Regions from separate parts of the Homo sapiens genome. Here region 2 is linked to region 1. A link is a loop called in an ENCODE intact Hi-C map of the cell type or tissue named here. Cell type or tissue: mammary epithelial cell. All regions are shown on one strand.

Evidence for each region. Peaks named below come from ENCODE experiments on the same cell type or tissue, not always from the same donor. Only the 100,000 strongest peaks of a DNase experiment are listed, where the experiment ranks them.
Region 2: it touches region 1 in a loop (2.4-fold over the local background); 1 of 110 quality-filtered maps calls a loop at or near these places.

The regions. Positions count from the first base shown.
Region 1 is chr13:68,232,509-68,237,508 of GRCh38, reverse strand. No RefSeq gene overlaps it. Among named protein-coding and RNA genes, the nearest start is that of LINC02342, 640 kb to the left of the region's middle. In mammary epithelial cell, a CTCF peak has its summit at 3,017; no DNase peak of the experiment used is centred here.
Region 2 is chr13:68,054,388-68,059,387 of GRCh38, reverse strand. No RefSeq gene overlaps it. Among named protein-coding and RNA genes, the nearest start is that of LINC00364, 680 kb to the right of the region's middle. RefSeq lists an enhancer at 1,937-2,231. In mammary epithelial cell, a CTCF peak has its summit at 2,161; a DNase peak (open chromatin) is centred at 2,107; H3K27ac peaks cover 752 bases.

The sequences.
Region 1 (5,000 bases):
GAGGAGAAGATATAGGCAACTTAGGAGGAATTAAATAATTTTAGAAAAAAATGAATGGGCCTTTATCAGGAAGTAATAATACAACATAAAGCTATCTCTTTATGTTGTTTATAATAAAACAACAAAATGATAATTAAACTTCAATGTCCAAATTTCAATGTGCTTCTCAAATTGACATATATTTGATATTTTGAGTGTGACAAATTTGATCCACTACCTAGTATTTAGAAAAATTTTAGTGTAACAAAGTAGTATTCTAAAGTATTATTCACTATTTTGCATGAAACAACTTTTCTTTTACTATTTTACTTCTATATTTCAGAGCTTATTATAGTCATATATTTAATTTCTAGACTTAAAATTTTGATTAGGTAGTACAAGGTGACCTCCAACTCCCTGGTTCAAGGGATTCTCCTGCCTTAGCCTCTCCAGTAGCTGGGATTACATGCGCCACCACGCCCAGCTAATTTTTTTATTTTTAGTAGGGACGAGGTTTCACCATGTTGGCCAGGATGGTCTCGATTTCCTGACCTCTTGATCCACCCACCTCAGCCTCCCAAAGTGATGGGATTACAGGCGTGAGCCCCCGCGCCGGCAGAGAGATTTTTAAGATGTATTCCATAATATCTCAGCATCCAATAAAAGAATGTAATTAGCATACAGTTTCTATTAAACATATATTGTGGAAAAAATTGAAAGGCAAACAACAATCTAGGAAATTATTTTTTAGATATATGAAATAAAAACTGAAGGTGAAAAAGCCAATAAAAATGAAACATGGATAAAATACTTAAAAAGGAAACTCACAAAGGAGACATTTATATTAGTATAAAAATATCAAAAGCAAGCTAATTCATGGAAAAATATTCAACTTAATGGTAATTAAATAAAAAGTAAATCATTTATCTCCCACGATATTATAAAACATATAGGTAGATATAAGTGTCAGTGTTTATGAGAATTTAAGAAAAGTTGGCATATGAAAATATAAACAGCAGTTCTGATAGTTGTAACAACATACAAAAAAGTGTGTATTTTAACAGAACAAACTTTCCTCTTGAGATTTATCAATTGCAGTGATAAATTAGATCAAAAGATATACAGGTGATATAAAAATATAAAGTAATTTTTATTATGTAAATGCCATTGGTAGATGACATAAGCTTGCTAACATTGTATAATTTTCTATGAGGAAGAAGCCTTTTTTTTATTCACTAGCTGGTTTTATTTTTGTGGTTGCATATTGTTAGCACAGATATAATTTGTATGATTTGGAATGATTTTTCTTATTTTCTTGCTATTCTGTGGTACTTAAATATGTAACAGTTAACAAATAATCAGTAGAAAACTAGTAATTCTAGTATTTTTTAGAAATAATGATGGTTTTGATTTTGTAGCTATCAGTTTTAATCAAATGACTAACTAAATCTGGTATTATTGACTACTTGGCTTTATTGTTTATGTTGTTCTCAAAGATGTAAGTCTGATTAAATTTTTAAGATGAGATAAACGTATTTTGATTCACTCAAATTTATGCATTGGAAAAAAAAACTCCACCCAAGTTTCTCGATTAAAATTTAAAAAGAAAATACAAAATTGTTGCCAAAGTCTTCTCTATATAATTTAAGCAATAGTGATAGTGTTGTAAGCTTTATTCTATTTACTTATTTATTTAGACAGAGTTTTACCCTTCCACCCAGGCTGGAGTGCAGTGTTGCAATCATGGCTGACTGCAGCCTTGACCTTCCTGGCTCAAGCCATTCTCCTGCCTCAGCCTCCCAAGAAGCTGGGACTACATGTAGGGCATACCAAACTATGCCCAACTAATTTTTTAATTTTTTGTATAGACGAGGTCTTCTTATGTTGCACAGGCTGGTGTTGAACTCCTGGGCTCGAGCGATCCTTCTGTCTCAGTCTCCCAAAATGTTGGAATTAGAGGCATAAACCCCCACACCTAGCCTGTAAGCTTTATTAAAAAAAATACAATGTATTTATTATTTGCATTTTCTAGCTGAAAAATGTTTTACATGTCCAAAATAAATATTACAAATATTTTGAGGAACTGAGATTTTTTTTCTATTTTTAACCTTCCATCAAAATGTCAGAACTATTTCATTAAGATATAATTACTGAATATTTTCCTAGCTAGCAGACTAAGAAAAATATAAAATGATTAAAAATTAAAATAATTGTTGAATAACCAACTTCTTAATCTGTACCTATTCTTATTCATATTTAGACCATTATTTCAGCATCAAAGGGATTCCTGCAGTATTTTATTTATTATTTTAATTTTATTAATATTATTATTATTTTTGAGATGGAGTCTCACTCTGTCGCCCAGGCTGAATGCAGTGGCACGATCTCAGCTCACTGCAATGTCCCAGGTTCAAGCAATTGTCCTGCCTCAGCCTCCTGAGTAGCTGGGACTACAGGCACATGCCAGCACGCCCGGGTAATTTTTGTATTTTTAGTGGAGACAAGGTTTCACCATGTTGGCTAGGCTGGTCTCCAACTCCTGACCACAGGTTATCTGCCTGCCTTGACCTCCCAAAACATTGGGATTACAGGCATGAGCCACTGCGCCTGGCCTCCTGCAGTAGTTTAAATGACACTTTTTAGTGCACACTATTGACAATTTTAAGATGAAAAGATTTGTTTGAAAGCCTACTGACCAAAGATTTCATATTTAATGATTTGTCAACTGATGCACTGTGGCAAACACAAGAGTAACAACAATAGCAACAATAAGAGTATCAAAGTAACACAAATGTATGGACTATTATACACTTTGTAATCTTTGTGGAGAATAAAAATGTACAATGAATCTTCATTATTCACAGATTCTATATTTGCAAATTTGCCTACTTGCTAAAATGTATTTGTAACCCCAGAACCAATTCTGGTGACACTTTCACAGCTATTTGCAGACATACAAAGTGGAAGGAGAGGAGGTAGATAAATTTGAAGCTTGCCTTTCTGTTTTATTTCTTATGCAGAGATGACCAGAGGATAAAGACAGTAGGGGACACTGCAGTGTAGTACAATAGGCTTCTGCTCTGGGGCCAGGAAGAGAGAATCTGAATCTCTATTCTGGCAGCTGTTAGTGGGAGGCCTCAGGCCAGTCTCTTAAAACTTTTACATTTTGTTTTCTTTTTTGTAAAATAAAGAAAATTGAATCTACCAGGGTAAGTTGCTTTTAGGATTTATAAGTATAATCTATGTGAAATATGTATAAGTATATGAATAGACAGTAATTCCCCAGGAGCAATGGCTCAGTATTTATTAATTCACTATTTTCAGTGACTTTACAAAACATAACTACCATACATAATGAGAATTCACCGTATATTAAAGTCGCTTAAGGTAAACTGAAATATTAAATCACATTTAAAAATGTTTTCAAACAATTTTTAATTCAGTTTTTTTCATGAAAATTCTTCAATTTATGATTAAATGCAGTAAAGACATTTATCTGAGACTGAAGCCAGGATAATTTATTGTAACTCTTTTATAAGGAACACTAGACCTCAGAACCATTTCCCCACTACCCTCCCAGGACAGCCAGAATACTGTCCTTGGCTCTTGCTAGTAGGTGACAGGAGAGCTTTCTCTGGAGAGATGGAATAGAGAAACTTTGATGTGCCCAGCATCAGGTTCTGGTCAACATAGGGATTACAGTAATGCATTGCTTAAGATGGGGATATGTTCTGAGAAATGCGTCCTCAGGTGATTTTGTTGTTATGCAAACATCATAGAGTATACTTACACAAATCAAGATGGTATATATATATATATATATATATATATATATATATATATATATACACACACATATATATGTGTGTATATATACACGTATATATATCTGTATATATACACATATATATATCTGTATATATATACACATATATATGTATATATATACACGTATATATATGTGTATATATATATATGTGAAAAACAAAGTGTCCCAGCACCATTACTGAATATCAGTTATTTCTCCTACTTAATTTGTAATACCAATATCAAGTGCCATATAGCATGTTTCTATATATGTTATGTTATAATCTTATGGGATTGAAAAGTCACTATACGGTACATGACTATATCTGACAGTCTGCATACTGAATAATGAGAAGTCTGCCCACAGCTTGTTTCCCTCACAGCTGGCTTCATACGTGAGCAACATGTGTAGTCACACAGGGCTCATACTTAGAAAAATCCCAGTCTTGGTTTAGTATTCTGTTCTCACTGTCTTGACATTTGTAATTTTTGAACAAGGGGTTCCCCAAATTATATAGTTGATCATGACTCACCTGCTTTTCTCTCAAATCTTCTTAGCTACTTTTGCAATTTCTGGGCAGGTGATTGCAGAACTTCTTTCTGGGGGAATTTATGATAGCGTCAGGAGACAGCCAAGGATCCCTGGTGAAACCCTGCCTTCAAGCCTAAAACAGCCTGAAGGCTGAAAAACTGGACTGCTCGTCCTAGATGAAGCCCACCCTTTCCTGACTAATTCTCTCTGAACAATGCCCACCTGTGCACTGGGAGGATGGGGTGGAGCCTCAGGAAGTTCATGCCATTCACAGCGGGAGGAGGCTGACCTCTTCAGTTCCTGGGTGGTGACCTGGAATTCAATCTGTGAGATGGAAAACCTACTAGCAAGACTCTCTCTAGCTTTGCTGAGAGTTATTTTTCCTTTATCCTTTTTGCCCCAAAAATTTCACTCCTCACCCTTCTATGTGTCTGTGAGCCTAATCTTTCCTGGTTGTGTGACAAGAACCTAGATTTAGATGAACTAAGAAGAAAGTTTTGCAACAATTATATTTTTCTAGGAAAAAAAAAAAAAACGCTCCGGGTACTAAACCTTGAGGGTCCTCTGAGAAATGTCCAGGACTCTGCCCAGTCAGCCTAGACCGAGGGCCACACATTAAACAAGTCCTGTCTCCACCCAGACACACAGAACTTCAAATATGTTAAATGCCTCACTCTCATAT
Region 2 (5,000 bases), 180 kb after region 1:
CTAATCCTAGAGATTTTGTTTCTGTAAGTCTGAATTGAGATCTTGGAATAAGCATTTTTATCAAACGCCCAGGTGATTCTTCTCGTCATAGTGATATAGGAAACAGCATATGGATAATGAGAGAGTGGTAGGAAGAATTCTAAGATGGCTCCCCAAATTTTATACACACAACTTCTCCCTTATTTAATCAAACACTAGAAACTGTTGTAAAGGGATTTTGCAGATATAAATAAGGTCTCAAATCAGTTGCCTTAAGATTATCCTGGTGGGCCTGACCTCATTACCTGAGCCCTTTAGATTCAGAGAGTTTTCTCCAGCTGATTACAGAATGGAAAGTAAATGAGACTCACTCCATATGGTTTGAAAGAAAGCAAACATCCATGTAGGTATGCATTGATATGAGAACCACATGGAAAGAAACTGAGTTGTCTTGGCCATGATCTATTAGGAAAATGGAGACCTCAGTTGTACAACCACAGGAATATCAATTTTGCGAACAACTAGCATATTAATTTCCTGTGGCTGCTATAATAAATTACCACAAACTTGGTGGCTTAAAGCAACAGAAATGTATCCTCTCACAGTTTTGAAATCTATAAGTCCAAAATCTGTATTACTGGGCCAAAATTAAGATTTTAGCAGGGCCAAAACTCTCTCTGAAGGCTCTAGGGGAGAATGTTCTTGGCCTGTTTCAGCTTCTAGTGGTTGCCAGCATTCTGTGGCCACATTAGTTCAATTTCCCAGGCCAGCATCTTCAACTCTCTATCTGCTCTATCTTCACATAGCTTTCTCTTCAGTGTGTGTATTTGTCAAATATCCTTCTGCCTCCCTCTTGGTTGCAGTTAGGGACCACCAGAATAACCACAAGATACTTAATCACATCTGCAAAGACTTGGCCTGATAAAGTAACATTCACAGGTCCCAGTGATTATGATGAGAGTACCTGTTGGTGGGTCAGTTTTTAACCTACCACAACAAGTGAGACTGGAAGAAAAGCATAAAGTTCAAATGGAAACTCCAGCCCCAGTGGACACTTTTATTTCAGTCTGATGATGCCCAGGCAGAGAACCCAGTCATGTCATGCCTGGACTTCTGCCCTCTATGGCAATGAGTTAATAAATAAGTGTTGTTTTTAAGCTGCTATAGTTGTTATTTGTTACACAACAATATAAAAATCAATACAGAAATGAAGAGATTTTTCTTTAATTGGTTATACTATAATCTTTCCTTCCTGCAAAACTTCTCCTTTTATGTTACACAGCTCAATAAAGAGCACCTTCTTTCACTCAGAAGTGCAGCCTATAAACTTGAGAGTTGTCAGGGACTCCTCTTTCAGTCCTAAACTCCTCCCCCAAATAGCCAATAAAGGCATTGCATCATATTTCCTTAATATTTCAAATCTCTATCATTCTCTTCATTATTATGGTCAGTATCTTCATTCACACTCTGCACCTGTGAGTAGACTTTTAACTCCAGCATCAATTTGTAATCCCAACCTGACTTGAGCCTCTTCTTAACAAGGCTGACAAAATGACATATCTAAATATTAAATATAGTCATGTCACTTTCCATCTGAATACCCTGTTTTCTTCCTGTATAATTCAGATAATAAAATCTAAGCTCCTTATCATAAATATGTACAATTTGCTATACATTTTAAACTAAAGTGGGGAAATCTTGTTCTTGATGCATAACATTTTGAGCCCCTGAGAATATGAAACATTATCTTCTGTAGTAAAGTTTTATGGAAAAACTTGAGAGCCCTATGCTAGCCTGTGTATAGGCACCCTCTGTCCCTTCAAGGTTTCACCCTGCTAATTGCAGGGATCCTATGCTTAAATAAAAAATGATCCCCTTAGAATCTTTATCTGCTATCCCCAGGCTGGAATAGGCACTTCTCCTATGCCTTTATAGTTATCCCATTACCATCACAAAATACTCATTTACCTGAGTGCCATGCCAGTTTCATTCTGTTATCAATACTTAATGCCTAATAGAGTGCCCAGCATGTAGGTGTTTCTCAGGAAATGTTTATTTGTAAGGAATATGCCTGCACTGCAGCCAGGCAGGCATAGGCCAAGGTAAACATCCTGTGTGACTCAGCGAGTTTGGAGCGCAGGAGCGTAACTCCACTTATTACATAATCACAGCTATGTAGCCATAACATGGGAAGGCTCATAACCTGGCTCAGAGCAACTATTGACTGTAAAAGGTATAACTGCCCTGCTGACACTGTATAGGCACACTTGCATCCAGAGAAAAAGAGGGGGAGCCAGAGCTTTCTGTCTTTCAGATAGACGGGGGGAGCCAGGACCCAGCTCAGCTTGCTCGCACCCAGAGAGAGAAAGAGTTAAGCTGTTGACCCTGTAAGGGAGAGCCAGCCATGCAGCTATGCATGAGAGTGGAAGGAGCTGCAGAACAAGAGCAGGCAACTAAGACAGAGACAGACAGTGTAAGGAAGCTGCTGAATAAAACCATCTTTCACCTGCCTACAGCCCCCCAAGTGTTCTTTCAGCAATCTGCCACTCTTGCACTCACTCCCTTCAGACCTCAGCATGGGCTGGAACCTGACCCTGGACATGACATTATTAACTGAAGCCAATGAGAAGATAAATGGGTAACTCTTGAATATGTGTTGGATATGTTTCTTTTTCTCTAGCTGAATTTTAAAGAATGTCTAACTTATGAAATAGGCTGTCAAGGAATGAGGGGTGAGGGGAGGGACAAATAGCTAATGGATGCATGGCTTAAAACCTAGATGATAGGGTGATAGGTGCAGCAAACCACCATGGTACATGTATACCGGTGTAACAAACCTGAACGTTCTTCTGCATGTGTATGCCAGAACTTAAATTAAACAAACAAACAAACAAAAGGAATAGCAGTTCTCTTTCATATATTTCTCAATTATGTTTTCATAGTACTTATCAAAATGTATTGTAATTGTGTTATTATTGGTCAGACTTGTGTAACTGTGACTTTTAAGCAGGATATTTCCTTTGGCTACTGTATTAGTTCCTTCCATGCTACTAAGAAGAAACACCCAAGACTGGGTAATTTACAAAGGAAAAAGGTTGAATTGACTGACAGTTCTACAGGGCTGGGGAGGCCTCAGGAAATGTACAATTATGGCGGAAGGGAAAGCAAACACATCCTTCTTCACATGGTGGCATGAAGGAGAAGAATGAGAGCTGAGTGAAGTCAGGAAAGCCCCTTGCAAAACCATCAGATCTCATGAGAACTTACTCACTATCATGAGAATAGCATGGGGAAAACTGCCCCCATGATCCAATTACCTTCCACTGGGTCCCTCCCATGACACATGGGGATTATGGGAACTATAATTCAAGATGAGATTTGGGTAGGGACACAGCCAAACCATATCAGCTATAGTCCAGCATATAGCAAAATAGCCTGTGCATATTAAGTATTTAATAAATATTTTGACTCAAGAAATGTATAGTGAAAGAGAAAGGGAGGGATGAGGAAGAAATAAATTGGGAGGCTAAGTTATTTTGGGGAAATTTGATGGTTAAAAAACTGGCACAATGTGGTTGGAAATGGAAATGTGAGCACTTTTTTGTTTATTTTCTTTATTTTCATTTTTTTTTTTGAGTGTGTGCTTTGGGAGGAAGCAGTATTCATTATAGGGTTAGAGATTGAAAATAAAGGAACTTAGACCAGAAAGATCAACTTTACCAAAAAGATGCAAAGGTGCATACTCGAGTGTATAGAAGGGGCTTCTGTTCCCTCTAGGCAACTTTAGAGGTAGAAAAGAAGAAAATTTAGAAAAGTTCCAACAGATGGCTTCTATTTTTTTTTTTCTTAAATAAGAAGCAAGGTTGCCTGTTGAGCGTAGGAGAAGCGGGTGGGATTCTCTGCTTAAGGAAGGGTGTTTGGGAAGGATTTGTAACAGCCTCTGTGGGCTGAATGAAAGCAAAATTTGGTGATCAAGAATAGGTGCCTTGATATTCAGATATTATTGCAAAATTACAAAGGACAAGTTGCAGTATTCTCCTTGTAAATCCCTGCATTTAGTATTCCTACTGGCAAATCCCTTCTGCTCACGTTTGCCAGATTAAGCCTAGTAAGTATTATTTTGTTACAATAAAGACTGTGCATTTTAAATGCCGCCATAAAGTTTACAAAATAATTATTTAATATGTACTTCATGATAAATATTGAATACAGAAATGATATAAATAAAATTTATCTAGTTTGGCTTTTGTAAAACCAAAAAGACTATTCTGTCATAGACACACTTACACACCCACACACACACTCTTTCATTATTATATGTTAGAAAGTATTAATAAACTATATGCTACCAAAGATGTAATCTCGATTATAAAGCTAAAGATAATAGGGAGTGCTTAAAAAAGTCAACAAGGATATTATAATTTCTGGTTAATAACTGTGTATTTTGCCATAACTGATTACCAAATGCATCATTATATAAGCTCCATTGAGTTCTCCCCAAACCAACATTGCACTGAGCTTTTTGGAATGTACAGGATATCATTTAATCAAGGGACTGAAGGGAGACAGCGCAAAACAGTGAGACTAGGTAAATACAAAGGTAAAAATTTGAGCTATAAACTACCTGTACTAATGGCAGTCATTGCTGTTATGACACTGACTCTAGATATGAAAAACCATTTGAAGCCCAATATGATTTCATTTTAAATGATATTAAAATAAGAGTAATTGGACCTAGATTAAGTCATCTTATGCACATTCAATCATGTTTCCACAAATTTCTCTAACTTTTATTTCTGGGTGTCTGACTATTGTGGGGTATTTTTATGCCTACTCTACAGTGATAATTATTTTCATCACAAAGAGTAGCACTTTTATCAAGAACTTTGCAACAGACTCGGTGCTACAATTCCTTCATTAAAACTGTTAAGTGAAATTGCCAATACTTGCTTTATTGACAAGGATCGTAAATCTGTTATCTTTCACTTCTGAAAGGTTTCTTGTTATAAAAAAAAATCAAC